2 separate regions of the Homo sapiens genome follow, and region 1 is linked to region 2. A link is a loop called in an ENCODE intact Hi-C map of the cell type or tissue named here. Cell type or tissue: HCT116. All regions are shown on one strand. Each heading gives the region's core, and the rest is flanking DNA. Links, peaks and the distances in the headings are about the cores only. Region 1 holds the start of LOC105374340 (a long non-coding RNA gene). Region 2 overlaps GAK (cyclin G associated kinase).

Region 1 (8,714 bases), core at 1-8,000, 70 kb before region 2:
TACATATTTGGGAACATTATATTTTCTTTTCTCTTTTTTATTTATTTATTTATTTTTTTTGAGATGGAGTCTCTCTCTGTCACCCAGGCTGGAGTGCAGTGGCGTGATCTCGGCTCACTGCCAGCTCTGCCTCCTGGGTTCACGCCATTCTCCTGCCTCAGCCTCCCAAGTAGCTGGGACTACAGGTGCCCACCACCACACCCAGATAATTTTTTGTATTTTTAGTAGAGATGGGGTTTCACCATGTTAGCCAGGATGGTCTCGATCTCCTGACCTCGTGATCCGCCCACCTCGGCCTCCCAAAGTGCTGGGATTACAGGCGTGAGCCACCGCACCCGGCCTATATTTTCTTAATACATAGAACCCTGTATCCATTATGGGCTGCTTTTCTTTTTCTCTGTTAATATTCCTTGTTCTGAAGTCTGCTTTGTCTAATGTTAGTATGGCCACATCAGCTTAATTATAATCAATGTTTGTATGTTGTATTATTTCCATCTTGTCACATTTAATCTATACGTGTCTTTATATGTAAAGTGGATTTATATACACAGTATATAGCTGAATATTGCCCTTTATTCAGTCTGAAAATATCTGCCTTTAATTTGGAATTTTTACATTTTAATTTATGTATACTACCTTGCTATTTGTTTTGTATTTTTTTCATTTATTCTTTGTTCCTTGTTTTTTTCTTTTCCTGATTTCTTTTGGATTGGTTGACTATCTTTAAGGAGTCCATGTTTTTGTCCTCTGTTGTGTTACCAGCAACATCTGTTTCAGTTTCACAGGTCCCTCCAGGGTTTGTGACGTGCAGTGTATCTCATCTCCACCAGCCTCTGAGTAACACACACCTCTGTAAATTAAGAAGCTCATGATAATTTACTTCTAGGTATGCCATAAGCCCCACCATGCATTGTTATTGTTTTAGCCTTAACAATTATTTTTATTATTTTTAAAATTACTATTGTTTTTTCTGAGATGGAGTCTTGCTCTGTTACCCAAGCTGGACTGCAGTGGTGCGGTCATGACCCACTGCAGCTTCAACCTCCCAAGCTCAAGCGATTCTCCTGCCTCAGCCTCCCCAGTAGCTGGGACTACAGGTGCCGTCTCCATGCCCAACTAATTATTATTTTTTAGAGATGGGGTCTTGCTATGTTGCCCAGGCTGGTCTCAAACTCCTGGGCTCAAGAGATCCTCTTGCCTCAGTCTCCCAAAGTGTTGGGATTACAGTGAGGCACAATTATTATAGAAATAAATGTTAAAATGAGTAAAGGGTCTTATTTACCAACATATTCATACTTCCAGCCCTCTGGGTCCCTAATGTAGATGGTGTTCCCATCTGGTGTCATTTTCATTTCCTGTGGACTGTTCAGCTCCCAACTCCCAGTCTTCCTGCCTGACTTTGTAGGGTTTTACATCCTATATCCCAGTACTTAGCAACATAGGGGAGGCCAAGGAAGATTTTCAGGGTTCCTTCTCCCCAGAGATCACTCCTGGCTGGGCTCTGCTTCAGGACCCCTGAACTCTGACCTCCTTCTGCTCCCCTCAGGGCCACTGTCCCATGCCACAGTGGCCTCAGCAGCGAGCCAGGAATGTGTGTCTCCCTCTTCTCAGGGCCCCTGTTCTATGCTGCATGCTCCTCAAGGTCCAAAAACAATTGTTTTGGCTGGGCGCAGTGGCTCAGGCCTGTAATCCCAGCGCGCTGGGAGGCTGAGGTGGGTGGATCACTTGAGATCAGGAGCTCAAGACCAGCCTGGCCAGCATGGTGGAACCCCTGTCTCTACCAAATATACAAAAATTAGCCGGGTGTGGTGGCACATGCCTGTAATCCTAGCTACTCAGGTGGCTGAGGCAGGAGAATCACCTGAGCCCGGGAGGCAGAGGTTGCAGTCAGCTGAGATCACGTCACTGCACTCCAGCCTGGGGGACAGAGTGAGACTCCATCTCAAAAACAAAAACAAATGGTTTTGCACATTTTGTTGAGTTTTTTAGTCTGGTCCCTGTCACTCCATCAAGGCTTCCCAGCAAGCATGGACAATGTGACTTGGCTGTGATGTGAGGGCCCCATGGGGACTGCTGTTCATGCCTCATGGATGATCCTAGCGTTTCAGCACCGAGCAGAGCAGGTGGTGGTGACAGGTCCCCAGGCGCCTTCCCAGAGCAAAGCCTGAAGTGAGGCCAGTGGGACATCTGGACGGAGGTGAGGTTTCCTGGGCTGGGGGTTGGCAGAGTTGCAGCAGGAACCACAGCAACCCCTCTACTTGGCCCAGGAAAGGAGTCTGGGCGTAGCCAGGGTCTCTGGATATGCAGCTCTATCAGTCTCTTCTCACACTGCTATAAAGAAATACCCAAGGCCGGGTGCGGTGGCTCATGCCTGTAATCCTAGCACTGTGGGAGGCTGAGGCGGGCAGACCACAATCTCAGGAGTTCAAGACCAGCCTGGCCAATATGGTGAAACCCCATCTCTACTAAAAATACAAAAAAAAAAAAAAAAAAATTAGCCGGGCATGGTGGCGTGTGCCTGTAATCCCAGCTACTCAGGAGGCTGAGACAGAAGAATCACTTGAACCTGGGAGGCGGAGGTTGCAGTGAGCCGAGATTGCTCCACTGACTCCAGCCTGAGCGACAGGTCAAGATTACATCTTAAAAAATAAATAAATAAATAAATAAATAAAGGTCGGGCATGGTGGCTCACGCCTGCAATCCTGTAATCCCAGCACTTTGGGAGGCTGAGGTGGGCAGATCACGAGGTCAGGAGATCGAGACCATCCTGGCTAACATGGTGAAACCCATCTCTACTAAAAATACAAAAAATTTGGTGGGCGTGGTGGCGGGTGCCTGTAGTCCCAGCTACTCGGGAGGCTGAGGCAGGAGAATGGCATGAACCTGGGAGGCAGAGCTTGCAGTGAGCTGAGATTGCACCACTGCACTCCAGCCTGGGGGACAGAGCGAGAGTCCGTCTCAAAAAAAAAAGAAATACCCAAGACTGGGTGATTTATAAAGGAAAGAGATTTAATTGACTCACAGTTCCCCATGGCTGGGTAGGTCTCAGGAAACTTACAATCATGGTGGAAGGGGAAGCAGGCACTTCCTCACAAGGCGACAGGAGAGACTGCACAAAGAGAGAAGAGCCTCACACTTATCAAACAGCCAGATCTTGTGAGCACTCACTCACCAGGGGGAAACCACCCCCAGGATCCAATCACCTCCCTCCCTCAACATGTGGGGATTACAATTCGAGATGAGATTCGGATGGGGATACAGAGCCAACCACATCAGCAGCTGAGGGGGCTGGCAGCAGGGACTTGGAGTTTGATCTTGGGGAAGTGCCAAGGCCAGAATGTGGGGGCTGTGCCGCATGGACCTGCCTCTTCTGGGCCCTTCTCCAGTCATTAGACCAACCGGAAGCCCCCTCTATCCTAATCTGAGGCCCATGACATCTACGGGGTCTGCAGCCTCTTCCACAAAGGGGGTGCCCTAGACCTGAGACCAGCATCCTCAGCTTGCGCATGACTGCCCGGCACACCTGGGGCTGGGGGCAGGTTCCCACCCCATCTGAAGGGGCTCTGATGCTGGTATGCGCACAGGGGCCACCCCCAACTGGCAGCACAGCCTCCCCCTGCCCTTGGGTTGCTGTGCTTTTCCTCAGAGCTCCTGGAGGTAGTGAAGGTGAGAACAGCCAGCTGCTGAGGCTGCTGCTGTTTCTTACCTAAGGTGAGGCCCGGCAGGACGCTCAGCAGCTCCAGGACTCGGTGGGCAAAGCTTTGGGGCAAGCCCTTTTGGAGAAAGCAGTTTGGGGCGGCCAGACGGTGGTCTGTGGCCCTGGAATCTTTGTCCAAACTGACAGAAGGAGGAGGAAATCGGTGTCCCTGCCATGCCCCCTGTGCCCAGGGGTCGCTGCCTGGATGAGGGTCTGGCATGGGGCTTAGACCTTCAGCTCCACCCAGGCCTGTGGGTGGGGTCGGCGCGCGGCTGCCTGGAGCTATGGCCACAGTGCAGGAGCGGGGATGAGCTCCTGGAGATGAAGACATAAGCAGGACTTCAGCCTCAGCTGACCTCAGCACTCAGCTTTTCTGCTAAAAGCAGCTCAGGGACAAAATCAGCCCCTCCCCCAGATCTGAACCTCATTCCAGCCACACTGGCCTCCTGCATGACTCAGTGCCCCCCTCATCTCCTTGCAGCCAAGTCCTCCCACTTGGAGGCCCACAGAGTTGGGGGGGGCCTCCATCTTGGGGCAGATGCCCACACCTCTGGGGTTGGCCTTCCTCAGAGCCCTGGAGCTCCCTGGGGGCACAGGGAGAGGAGGCCCATGGGAGCCCAGGGAGGTGGCCTGAGGGCAGCTGGACATCTGGGGGATGGGGGGGTGTCACGGGCCACCTGGAAAGCAGCCTGCTTAACCCACTGGAGCTTACTATTGAGGGTCTGAGCCCCCGCAGGACAGAAATGCAATCTGCACACGTTTGAGGAGCACAGTTTGAGGCATTTGACGCGTGCTTGCCTGAAGCCAGCACATCCTCCTCCGCCCACACCCGCCAGCCACGGATCTGCTGCTGGCCTGTCGCGGACTTCACATTTGCTGGAATTTTACACGAATGGAGTCGTTCACTACCTCCCTCCTTTTGATCTGGCCCCATTTACTGAGCTTGCTGCTCTTCTGACAGTATGGTTTGGATCTGTGTCCCCACCCAAATCTCCTGCCAAACTGTAATCGCCACATGTCAGGGGAGGGGCCTGCTGGGGGGTGACTAGATCCTGGGGCAGACTTCCCCTTGCTATTCTCCGGATAGTGAGTTCTCACAAGATCTGCTTGTTTGGAAGCGTGCAGCACTTTCCCCTTTTACTCACTCGCTCTCCCTCCTCCCACCAGCTAAGACGTGCCTGCTTCCCCTTCGCCTTCCGCCATGATTGTAACTTTCATGAGGCCTCCCCAGCTATGTGGAACTGTGAGTCCATTAATCCTCTTTTCTTTATAAATCACCCTGTCTGAGATATGTGTTTATAGCAGTGTGAGAACAGACTAACACACCTGGGCATGCCCTGTGCTGCAGTCACACCAGCAGCTCACCCCTCTCCATGCTGAGCAGGACCCCGTGGCGCCGTCACACCAGCAGCTCACCCCTCTCCATGCTGAGCAGGACCCCGTGGCGCCGTCACACCAGCAGCTCACCCCTCTCCATGCTGAGCAGGACCCCGTGGCGCCGTCACACCAGCAGCTCACCCCTCTCCATGCTGAGCAGGACCCCGTGGCGTGGACGCACACAGCTCCTTCGTATGTCCAGCTGTGCGTGGATCATGGGTTGTTCCTGAACACGTCTGTGTGGCCTTGCTCTTTCATTTCTCTTGGGTCAACACCTAGGAGCAGATTGCTAAACTGTGTACGAAATTTCTATTTTGCTTTTTTTTTTTCTTTTTGACATGGAGTTTTGCTCTTGTTGCTCAGGCTAGAGTGCAATGGCGCGATCTCGGCTCACTGCAACCTCCGCCTCTCAAGGTTCAAGCGATTCTCCTGCCTCAGCCTCCCGAGTAGCTGGGACTACAGGTGTGTGCCACCATGCCCGGCTAATTTTGTATTTTTAGTACAGACGGGGTTTCTCCATGTTGGTCAGGCTGGTCTCCAACTCCTGACCTCAGGTGATCCGCCTGCCTCCGCCTCCGCCTCCCGAAGTGTTGGGATTACAGGTGTGAGCCACCGCACCGGCGTCTATTTTGCTTTTTAAAAGACTGCCGGCCGGGCGCGGTGGCTCACACCTGTAATCCCAGCACTTTGGGAGGCCGAGGCGGGTGGATCACGAGGTCAGGAGATCGAGACCATCCCGGCTAACACGGTGAAACCCCGTCTCTACTAAAAATACAAAAAATTAGCCGGGCGTAGTGGCGGGCGCCTGTAGTCCCAGCTACTTGGGAGGCTGAGGCAGGAGAATGGCGTGAACCCGGGAGGCGGAGCTTGCAGTGAGCCGAGATCCCGCCACTGCACTCCAGCCTGGGCGACAGAGCGAGACTCCGTCTCAAAAAAAAAAAAAAAAAAGACTGCCAAGCGGTTTTCCAAAGCAGTTGTGCCATTTTAAGCTCCCACCCAGACTGCGTGAGGGTGTGGGCTTCTCCACATGCGTGGGGACACTTGGCTTGGTGGGTCTTGACTGGGTGCCCTAGTGGGTGCGGCAGCATCTTGCTGTGGCTCCAACTTGCATTTCCTCCAGGACCAGTGATGTGAGCATCGCTGCTTGGCCGCTGCCATTTGTATCTCCGTGAAGTCACCGAGAAGATGCTGTCACACAAGGGGGTGTCACACAGGTGCAGTCTCTCTTCAAGCTTCACGTGGTCTATGCATTACAACCCGGCAAGGATGACCTTGTGTCCACGTGCAGGACGGAGCATAGTCACAGGCTCGGTGACCGCAGACCCGGCTCCCACGTGCAGAATGGAGCCTCAGTGACTGTGGGTAGCACTCAGGCCAGTGGCCGGCTGGGAAGATGGTGCATCCTGGGCCTTTCACGTGTGGGTGTCCGGGTGGCGCCGTGCGTGACCCTGTGCAGCCGTGTCTGCGTGTGCGCAGGTGTCCGGGTGGCGCCATGCGTGACCCTGTGCAGCCGTCTGCATGTGCGCAGGTGTCCGGGTAACGCCGTGCGTGACCCTGTGCAGCCATGTCTGCGTGTGCGCAGGTGTCTGGGTGGCACCGTGTGTGACCTTGTGTAGCCGTCTGCGTGTGCGCACGGCTTGTACATGCCTGTGCACCTGCGTGTCTCCATGCTGAGCTGAATGGTTGGAAGAGGAGAAATTCTGGCGGTAGCATGGCCAGGTGGGGGCCACAGACTCCCTTCTGAGCTGGGTCAGCCTGGATGGGGGTTTTCCTGTCCTGCAACCCAGACCCCACCGTCCTGGCCTCCATTCTATGCACTCCATCTCAGCCTACCCCGGACCAGTGACCTGCTGCACTCCACACCTTCCTCCATCCTCCGCAGTCTCGGCCTAGCCTGGACCGGCCACCCGCTGCTCTCCACACATAACCAGAGGCTCAGGCCCCTGACGGAGGAAGGGTGTGCAGCCAGCCAGAGGGAGGTGGACTCACTTGTCCAGGCAGGGTGGCTGGGTTTGCCACAGGCCGGGGAGAAGCGACCCAAGCTTTCAGAGTTAAGGGTCTGGGGCGGGGTCTGGGGGATTAGTTTGGAGCTTGGGTGTGACGTGGGCGGCAGCAGGAGAGGAGGGGGCCGCACAGCACAGGGCTGAGGCTGGAGAGCCTAGAGGGAGCGTGGCCCGAGCTGCCCCCAGAGCAGGAGCATCTGAGTTGGGGTGGCCAGACCCGGAGCCGGAATCCAGACGACCTTGATGTGAAAATCTCAGCACCTATTTAGCTTCTCATTATTTTTTAAAAGAGCTAAAAATAGTGGCGGGTGCATAGCAAACGTGCAGTCATTATTCTCTGAAAACAGGAAGAGCCTGGCGGTGAGTTCAGGGCTATGATTCAGGGCCTCCTCGAGTCTGCTGTGGGGTGGGGGCTCACCATGGTCACCTTCTCCTTCCAGGGGCCCCTGGTCCTCCACCAGCCCGACAGCCCGGAGGCCACCTTGGCCCTGCGGGGATGGCACAGGGGCAGTGTGGAGCCCACCCTTGCTCCTAGGTCCAGGGCCCAGGGGCAGGGGCCAAGTGGAGAGGAGAGAGGAGTCCCGGGGCCGAGGGGAGGAAGGGGGTCTGGGGACTGCAGGGGCCCCCGCCCTTGGCCTTGCCCTGGCTGGGCTCTATGGCCCCCTGAAGAGCTGCCCAGAGCCGCTGCAGCCCCGGGACCCGCTTCTCCTCTCCACTCGGCCCCTGCAACAATCCAACCACGGCAAGGTTGCTGAGGAAGCACAGCCTTGTGCCCCAGCTGGTGAACGGCACCTGGGCGAGTGGATCCACACTGGAGACACAGCAGTCATCGGAAAATAGTTTAATTCTGTACAGACAACCACGGGACTGATTACAAAGTGCGGTGCAAACACCAGGGCCCATGAGCGCCAGCAGCGTGGCCCACCACGTGCCGGGGCTCCAGAGGCCACGCCCGAAACACCAAATAAATCACAGACGTGACAATTGCGGGAGGAGCATGAATCAGCTGTTCCTTCGGGAGGAGAAAAAGGAAACAACAATCAGAGGCTTTGGAATGCTTTCTCTTCATGTGCCTGGAACGCTGGGCGGGCGGTGACCCGGGGCTCGGAGCCCCACCCTGGCCACACCTGCTGTCGCCCACGGGGTCCTCACGGTGGGGACCCAGGTCCCACGACGGCTCCCAACCTGTGGAGCTGTGTGCGCAGCCACCACCACTGCGGCCTCAGAAGAGGGGCCGGGAGCCCTGGTTCTCAAACTCCGACCAGGCGTCATTCAGCTCCATGAAGATCATCTTGGCGTGCTGCTCGTACGGCTGCCCCGCAGCCTATGGGTGACAGGCGGTGTAAGCGCCTCTTATAAGCATGCGGGGGCGGGCGGGGCAGGACCCCCCCCCCGCCCCGCCCCTGAAGGCCTCAAGCGGCCGCCTGGCAGCTCTGCTCACCTTGTCGGGGTGCACAGCCAGCACCGCGCGGCGATAGTGCTTCTTCACTTGCTCCGGAGCCACCAGGTCGGCCATGCCCACGGGCGTCCAGCGGCTCTCCCCGTCCCACAGCACTGTGTGCAGCGTGGACAGCAGGGCCCGGATGTTCCGCTCCTTGCCCTCAATCCAGTCCAGGAGCTGCGGGAGACACGGAGCT
Region 2 (9,517 bases), core at 609-8,608:
ACTAAGTGCAGTCCCCCCTCCACTAAGCACAGGGCCCCTTCCACGACGCTCAGGGCCCTGCTCAGTGCAGGGGTCCCCCCTCAGCTCAGAACCCCCTTGCTCGCCCTCCATTTCTGGACACATGCCCCTCCTGCTGCCCTCTCTGCTAACCTGCTGCCCCACCCCTACCTGTCCCTTCAGGCCTGCGCTAGCCGGCCTGCGGGAACAGCTCCTCCTGGCTGCTGAGCAGGGGCTGGCTTGTGGACGACAGATCTCACGCGGCTACAGGTGCCCTCCCCACAGGCTTCCTTCTGTGGGACTCCCTGCCTCAGTCTCCCCTGCTGCTCCCGGCCTCTCCTCTCCCCTCTCTCCCTGCCTGGGGGACAGACGCAGGGGTCACTAGTGTCACCACCCCCTCACCGGCCAGGCCACAGCTCTGAGGCCTCCCCGAGTGCTCGACTTCCCCTCGTCACCTGGCACAGGAGTTCTGGAGGGCATCGGCACGAGGCAGGGCTGGGGGTGGAGCCGCCCTCTGAGGCACAGGTCTTGTTTCCCCTTTGCAGACACAGCCTGAGGCTCAGCAGGGTCAGGCCAGGTCTCCGGCCAGTCAGCGTGGGCTCCGGTGACACCAACACGACATCCCCCGCAGTCACTCACACAGACCACTCTGCCCCTAGAACTCTCCGAAAGCACCACCCCAACCCACCGGCCTCTCTTCCTGTCCTGACAAACGGACCATGGAGTCGTTGTGCCATCTTCCTGGGCTCAACCCTGATGAGGCTGGGCACCCACAGAGGGACCTGGAGTTGTCCACCTCTGCGGCCTCTCTTCTCCTTGCCAGGACCCCAGAGCCCCTGACAAGGACGGACAGCAGCACTCCTCCACCCTGCTCAACACCGCTCATGGAAGGCCACCACGCTCCACCCCACAGGGACCCCAGAGCCCTGAGAAGGACAGACGCTCCTCCACCCCTGCTAAACACCACTCACGGAAGGCCACCACGCTCTACCCCGTGCTGCCACTGGAGACAGGCAGGATGGGAGCCCGGCTCTCTGGCTGCCCGCAGCTCCACGAGGAGACGATGCAGGTGGCCCACCGGGACAGTGGGAAGCTCACTGGGCGTCAGCGTGGGCCTCTCACAGAACTACTGTCAGAGAGCTGCCCGCGCTTCCCGCTAAGACCAACACAGCTTGAGAGAAGATGCCGGGCATGTTTCACAGCCATGCAGCTGGGTTAGGAGGCATCAAGCCGGCCTCTGCTGGGTTAGATGGCACCAAGCCGGCCTTCACAGGACGTTACCTTTACAGAGCTCTGTGAGCAAGAGGAACTCAGCCTGCCCCGTGTCTGACTCCTCTTTTCCTATAGACGCTGCAGAACAAAACTGGACAATGTTCGGGTGGCCGGAAAGCTTTTTCTGCAGTTGTCTTGTTAAAGGAGAACGTACATAACCATGTCCACAGTTCTGTGCACTTCAAAATAAATGTAGACAATATTAACACACTGAAGTCAGAATACTTGAATCGAACCCTTACAATTTTAGACGTCAGAGCGGAAGATGAGGGAGAGAGCAGTGGACGACCGAGAGAAAGGCAGACAGAGGCAGGAGGAGCTGCAGGAGAGGGCGGGGACAAAGGCAGGCACACCGGCCACACACACCTGACCACAGCGACACCAAAGTCCATCCCGCGCGTGGCAGGAGGAGGCAGGGCCCTCAGGGGGCTGTGCGCAGGGAGGCTGCGGCGTGGCTGTGTCCACCCGAACCCACACTCAGGCAGCCGGCGGGCTCTCCGAGTGAACAGAGCTAGGAGAGGAAAGAGAGGCAGAGTCTGAGGGCAGCCAGGGCCGAAGACTCCAGGCTCAGGAGGGACATGTGGCAGTGGACAGGGAGTGCAGCCCCCAGATCCTCTGTCAGCGCCGGGAGATGCCCCGCCCAGTCATGCTGGGACAGCCTGAGAAGGGACGAGAGGGGCGGCTGAGAAGCCACATCGGGGCCTGTGGGAGCCAGGCCATCTGCACGGCTCTCAGCCAGGTCTCCGGAGGAGCTGAGGGGGCCGGGCCGGGCAAGGGCCCCCTGTGGTAACCAGCCCATCCACTGGGCAGGGAGACCTCTTGGGTAGGAACAACTTCATTCCCAACACTTCTGAATCTTCTACTATTACCCTGGCAGTAAAAAAAAAACAGAAAAAACTGCTTCTTCCTAGAAGTCGCCTACAACTAGGTTTGGTAAAAGCAAAAAGCCGATTTTAACACATGAAAGACAACGTCACGGAGCAGCCTCTTGGCCACTGGCGGTCACAGCTTGACGCAGGCCTGTGCCTGCCAAAGCCACCGTGCTGGCTCCTGGTTCCAGGAAAAGGATACCATGAAGCAAACTTCTTGAATGATGGCTCTGTTCTTTTCCTCTTCATTGGATAATAGCCTCTGTATCAGGAAACAGCACACACAAAAGATGAAAGCAAGTTTACCTTCCTACTCCACCCGATGCATCATCTCAGACATAAGCACGCAACAGAGCAATGCAATGTGTCTAATACAGCTCCCCCCGTTTCGTGTGTCTCCACCTCTGACCCCTGTAAAAACGTGCTGGGGGTTCAAGACCCTCAAAAGATCTTTGTGATGCAAGGACACAAGAAAAGTCAAAAGCAGGAGCCTTTCCCCAAATGGGCCAGAGTAAAATGAGACAGACAAGAAGGAAGAGCGGCAATGCTCTGCAGACACGGGGGCAGCAGGCGTGCAGACCACGACAACAGGCCCACTCATGCCCACTCTCAAAGGCGGGGCCACCCTGGTGCCCAGCGTGGTGACAGCAAATGGGGCCTTCTTACGTCTCAGGACAAAACTGCACAGTACAGACCCTCCCACAGTGACCCCTATTTACAGAAATGCTAGCAACAAATATTTTTTACAAGCAGCTTTTAAACTCCTTGTATTCATAGAGCCCTTATTTTGGCACATGGAGGCCAAGAGGGCATGACCCCACCATGAGGTCACCCCCAGCACAGCCCCTGCCACAGGGCAGGCAGGGCCACAGGAGTGTGAAGCCCAAAGCTGGAGACCAAGGCTCCTGCAGTGCCCAAGGCTGCTGAGATTCAGCAGAAGCAAAAGGGACAAGTATGTCCAGGCTGTAAAAGGAAACAAAGTACGTAACAGGGACGCATCCCTGAAAAGACTGTCACCAGACAGTCCCTTTACATACGTCAGAAATCCAGAGAAGGCGTTAAATGGTTCATTACCTTTAATGCATACTCTCTGCCACTCCCCACATCTTGAGCTTCATACACAAATGCAAACCCTCCTGAAAATTAAAAAGACTTGTCAGTTCAATGCTATGATTTTATTTAACATATCAGGCTTTAAAAATACCTTCACTAAGTAAAATACAAATTGACTTGTGGCGTGGCCAGCAGTTTTCTACAAAACATAATGGCCCCAGCGTACACGCCCCCCGCAAACACAGCCCCAGCATACATGCCCCCACACACACAGCCCCAGCGTGCACGGCCCCCCCACACACACACAGCCCCAGCGTGCACGGCCCCACACACACACACAGCCCCAGCGTGCACGGCCCCACACACACACAGCCCCAGCGTGCACGGCCCCCACACACACAGCCCCAGCGTGCACGGCCCCACACACACAGCCCCAGCGTGCACGGCCCCACACACACAGCCCCAGCGTGCACGGCCCCCACACACACACAGCCCCAGCGTGCACGGCCCCACACACACAGCCCCAGCGTGCACGGCCCCACACACACAGCCCCAGCGTGCACGGCCCCCACACACACAGCCCCAGCGTGCACGGCCCCACACATACACAGCCCCAGCGTGCACAGCCCCCACACACACAGCCCCAGCGTGCACGGCCCCCCCCCACACACACAGCCCCAGCGTGCACGGCCACACACACACACAGCCCCAGAGTACAAGGCCCCACACACACAGCCTCAGCGTGCCCGGCCCCACACAAACACAGCCCCAGCGTGCACGGCCCCCACACACACAGCCCCAGCATGCACGGCCCCACACACAGAGCCCCACACACACACAGCCCCAGCGTGCACGGCCCCCACACACACAGCCCCAGTGTGCACGGCCCCACACACACACAGCCCCAGCGTGCACGGCCCCACACACACACAGCCCCAGCGTGCACGGCCACACACACACAGCCCCAGCGTGCACGGCCCCCCACACACAGCCCCAGGGTGCACGGCCCCACACACATAGCCCCAGCGTACACGGCCCCCCGCACTCAGCCCTAGCGTGCACGGCCCCACACACACAGCCCCAGCGTGCACAGCCCCACCCCCAACACACAGAGCCCCAGCATACACGGCCCCCCGCACTCAGCCCCAGCGTGCAAGGCCCCACACACAGCCCCAGCATACACGGCCCCCAACACACACAGCCCCAGTGTGCACGGCCCCATACACACACAGCCCCAACGTACACGGCCCCCAACACAGATAGCTCCAGCATGCACGGCCCCACACACACACACAGCCCCAGCGTGCACGGCCCCACACACACACAGCCCCAGCATATACGGCCCCCAACACACACAGCCCCAGCGTACACGGCCCCACACACACACAGGTCCAGCGTACACGGCCCCCAACACACACAGCCCCAGCGCACACGGCCCCCAACACACACAGCCCCAGCGCACACGGCCAACACACACAGTCCCAGCGTGCACGGCCCCACACACACAGCCCCAGCGTACACGGCCCCCCGCACTCAGCCCCAGCGTGCACGGCCCCACACACACAGCCCCAGTATACACGGCCCCACACACACAGCCCCAGCATACACGGCCCCGTGCACTCAGCCCCAGCGTACATGGCCCCCCGCACTCAGCCCCAGCGTGCGCGGCCCCAGTGCATACACCACTGCCTTTCACTTCCTCTACTCCAGAGACAGACAGGAATAACCTAAGAACAGAGGTCAATAGAAGGAAAAACAAAACCACAAGCAGTTCTCCAAAGACCAACGAGACTGATAAATTCTAGACAGACTGATCCAGAGAGAGAGGACAGATCACCAATACCCAGAACAAGAGAGGGGACCTCCTTCCCCGACGCCCAAAAGAGGAAAAGACATAAAAGAGAATACACACCAACATCACTCACGAATGTGGACCCAAGAATTCTTCATAAAACAGCAAACCAAGCCCACCAAGACATCAGGAGCAGAGTTGGTTTAACATTTGAAAATCAATTTAATTCTATTGTTTTGGGGTCTAATTTGCTTAGTTTTCTTTTAGGTTTCTGCAGTGGAAAAACTACATCATGAAATTTAAAACTCTCAGCAAACGAGGACAGAAAGAAACCTCCCCAGCCTGATAGACGGCATCTGTGAGAGACCAACAGGAACACTGCATTTCGTGGTGCAATGTCGAATCCTCCCTTCTGAGATCAGGAAGGAGGCGGGGATCCTTGTTCTCACCACTGATGGTCGACACTGTGAGGAAGTTCTCGCCGGTGCCATCAGTCAAGAAAAAGAAATAAAAGGCATCCAGATGAAAAAAGGAGTAAAATTATTTTTATCTGCAGGTGACATGATTATCTATGCAGAAAATCTGGTGAAATCTACTAAAGAAAAGCTACCATAACAAACGCATTCAGGATGGTTGTTGGATATAAGGGCAACATACAAAAACCAACTGTGCTTCCACATGCCCAAGGTTAGGCAGTGATTTTTTAGATATAAGCACAAAAGCAGGACCCATAAAAGAAAAATAATGATAAATGGACTTCAGGAATTTCTGCTTTTTGAAAACTGGTCAGAGGATGAAAAGATAAATCACTACTAAGTTTTGCAAATCATATACCTAATAAAGGACTTCTATCGAGAAAATATTTTAAAAATCCAAGTAACAACAATTTTTTTTTCTTCTGAGACAGGGTCCTACTCTGTCACCAGGATGGAGTGCAGTGGCACTATCACAACCCACTGCCTCGACATCTGGGCTCAAGTGATCCTCCCACCTCAGCTTCCCAAGAAGCTGGGACTACAGGCATGCGTCACCACACCCGGCTAATTTTTTTATTCTTTGAAGAGACGAGGTTTCGCCAAGTTGCCCAGGCGGGTCTAGCCTCCCAAAGTGCTGGGACTACAGGTGTGAGCCACCACGCCCAGAAAACAACAAAATTTTTAATGTGCAAAAGATATGAATAGACACATCACCAAAGATATACTTGTGACAAGTACACAACGTGTCCCACCACTGCCCATTAGAGAAATGCAGACTTAAACCGCGAAGATAGGACCCCATACCTAGCAGAATACTTGACATTTAAAAACCGCCCAGACCAAGTGTCGCTGAGGATGTGGAGCGACTGGAATGCTTATGCACAGCTTTTGGAAATGGAAAATGGTACAATCACTCTGGAAAACATGTTGGCGATTTCTTAAAAAGGTGAACATAAATCAACAATACAGCCCTGACATTACGCTGCTGTGTATTTACCCAAGAAAAATGAAGGCACATGTGCGTAAAGAGACTTCTACACAGCAGCTTCATGTGCAATAGCCTAAAAATGGAAGCAACCCAAATGTCCATCAACAGGTGAATGAACAAATTACCCACACCTCTAACACTACCTAGCAATAAAAAGGAGGAAACTGCTGTTACATGCAACAACATGAATAACACACGAAAAGGCAGTATGCCGAGTAAAAGATGCCAGGCGAAAAAAGAGTACATACACATACATACAGTCAATGTACAGAAAACTCCAGAAAACACAAACGACCAGGCCAAAAAAAGAGAGTACATACACACATACAGTCAGTGTACAGAAAACTCCAGAAAACGCAAATGGATCTATGGTAACAGAAGGCCAATGCCAGGCCAAAAAAAGAGAGTACATACACACACATACAGTTAGTGTACAGAAAACTCTAGAAAATGCAAATGAATCTATAGTAACAGAAGGCCAATGCCAGGCCAAAAAAAGAGAGTACATACACACACATACAGTCAGTGTACAGAAAACTCCAGAAAACACAAATGGATCTATAGTAACAGAAGGCCAATGCCATGCCAAAAAAAGAGAGTACATATACACATACAGTCAGTGTACAGAAAACTCTAGAAAACACAAATGGATCTATAGTAACAGAAGGCCAATGCCAGGCCAAAAAAAGAGAGTACATATACACATACAGTTAGTGTACAGAAAACTCTAGAAAATGCAAATGAATCTATAGTAACAGAAGGCCAATCAGTGGTTTCCTGGGATGGGAACAGGAAAGCAGGGCGAAGGGTTACCGTGGGGAGGAGGGAGACCGTGGCGCTGACGCACATGTTTGCTGCCTTGATTAGCGTGGCAGATACAGTGTGTGACACACACATACATACATGACATGTGCCGAAACATTTAAAACATGCAGCCTGTATATCTCATTTTTATCTCAACTGTTAAAATATTTAAATAATAAATAAATCTGTGAGGAAAAACACAGATGAAAGGAAGTAAATGGAAATCCATGAAATAGAAAATAGAAAACAGATGGCTCCACTGCTAAATTACATCAAACACTTAAGGAAGAAATCACAACAAGCTTATAAAGTCTTTCATTAGATAGAGGAGAAGGGTTCCCAGCTCATTGCTTGAAGTTAGCATAACACTAACCAAAGAAGGGTATAAATACCAAATTAAGGAAAGAGATCACTCATTACCATAGACACAAAAAATCCTCAAGAAAATACTGGCAAATTGATTCCAGCAAAACATAATAAGGATACTACATCATGACCAGGTGGTATTCATCCCAGGAATGCAAGGTTGGTGTAACATTAAAAAATCAATCACTGTAGTAAACAACATTAGCAGAATAGGGAACACTGGATCACCAACAAAATTTAGAAACAACAACTACAAAAAACTGACTTCTAACATAAGACTTAATCGTGTTTTCTTCCTAAGATCAGAAACAAGGCAAGATGTCTGCTCTCAGCACTGTAAGCCAACATTTTACTGGAGATTCGAGTTAATGCAAGAAAGCTAGGAAAATTAATAAAAGGCATAAAGATCAAAAAGGAAAAACTAACGAAAGACAAAACTTCAGTTAGCTAGGAAGAATAAGCTCAAGAGATCCACTGTACAACACGGTGACTATACAGTTACTAACGACAGATTACATTCTGAAAAATGCCCCAAAACTGACAACTATGATGCAGTACATGTGTTAACTAGCTAGATGTGGTCATTCCACGATGCATATATACTTCAAAACATCATAGCGTACATGACAAAGACATCAATTTTATCTGTCAATTAAAAAATATATTAAACACAAAAAAAAGGAGGAACTAAAACTCCTCTCATTTTCAGATGCCATGACTGGAAAGACAGAAGGCTCCAAAGGCCTCAGCGCCCCATGACCTTAGAAAGGCAGAAGGCTCCAAAGGCCTCAGCGCCGCATGACCTTAGAAAGGCAGAAGGCTCCAAAGGCCTCAGCACCCCATGACCTTAGAAAGACAGAAGGCTCCAAAGGCCTCAGCGCCCCATGACCTTAGAAAGACAGAAGGCTCCAAAGGCCTCAGTGCCCCATGACCTTAGAAAGACAGAAGGCTCCAAAGGCCTCAGTGCCCCATGACCTTAGAAAGACAGAAGGCTCCAAAGGCCTCAGTGCCGCATGACCTTAGAAAGACAGAAGGCTCCAAAGGCCTCAGTGCCGCATGACCTTAGAAAGACAGAAGGCTCCAAAGGCCTCAGCGCCCCATGACCTTAGCAGGACAGAAGGCTCCAAAGGCCTCAGCGCCGCATGACCTTAGCAGGACAGAAGGCTCCAAAGGTCTCAGTGTTGCATGACCTTAGCAGGACAGAAGGCTCCAAAGGCCTCAGCGCCCCATGACCTTAGAAAGACAGAAGGCTCCAAAGGCCTCAGTGCCGCATGACCTTAGAAAGACAGAAGGCTCCAAAGGCCTCAGCACCCCATGACCTTAGCAGGACAGAAGGCTCCAAGGGCCTCAGCGCCCCATGACCTTAGAAAGACAGAAGGCTCCAAAGGCCTTCAGTGCCGCATGACCTTAGCAGGGCCACAGGTCTCTGGGTGCCTCCCCAGCCTCCTCCTCTCCAGCCGCACCCCGCATTTGGTTCCAAGCCACCACATTGACACAACTGCTCTTCCTCAAACGCAGCAGGCCCATTCCTGCCCAGGGCCTTCCCACACACCACAGGCCTGGAAGGGGCCCCTGACCCTGGGCACCTCCTGGCTTGCTCCCTTGCGTCCCTCAGGAGCTGCTCCTCACCGCTTCTGCGATGCCTTCCCTAATGCACCTGCCCATCCCAGCCACTCTTTATTAACTTGTTCCTTTTTCCTGACACTTTCTGATATCTAACATTACATCACACACTACTCGGATACCTGTTTACCGTCTGTCTCAGCTAGACTACAAACACCATGAAGCAGAAATTTCCTCCACATTGTTTACATCTACATCCAGCACCTAAGTGGTGCCTGACCAAAAGTGTATACTAAGGTCTGGGAACGGCTCATGCCTGTAATCCCAAAGCTTAGGG

What was found. A loop is a pair of places that touch in the nucleus more often than their neighbours do. Peaks named below come from ENCODE experiments on the same cell type or tissue, not always from the same donor. Only the 100,000 strongest peaks of a DNase experiment are listed, where the experiment ranks them.
Region 1: it touches region 2 in a loop (2.0-fold over the local background); 2 of 110 quality-filtered maps call a loop at or near these places.

Annotation. Positions count from the first base shown.
Region 1 is chr4:841,374-850,087 of GRCh38, forward strand. GAK (cyclin G associated kinase) reads right to left here. Exons shown (of 28, transcript NM_005255.4): 27 at 8,519-8,695; 28 at 7,904-8,401. The coding sequence ends at 8,300. It overlaps LOC105374340 (a long non-coding RNA gene), which reads right to left and starts at 5,448. Exons shown (of 4, transcript XR_925033.3): 1 at 5,024-5,448; 2 at 3,707-4,012; 3 at 3,059-3,109; 4 at 1-850. In HCT116, for the core only: no CTCF peak of the experiment used is centred there; no DNase peak of the experiment used is centred there.
Region 2 is chr4:910,395-919,911 of GRCh38, forward strand. It overlaps GAK (cyclin G associated kinase), which reads right to left. Exons shown (of 28, transcript NM_005255.4): 2 at 3,213-3,274; 3 at 2,341-2,400; 4 at 1,279-1,393. Among named protein-coding and RNA genes, the nearest start is that of GAK, 17 kb to the right of the region's middle. RefSeq lists enhancers at 1,495-2,400, 2,401-3,306 and silencers at 2,151-2,309, 4,734-4,913. In HCT116, for the core only: no CTCF peak of the experiment used is centred there; no DNase peak of the experiment used is centred there.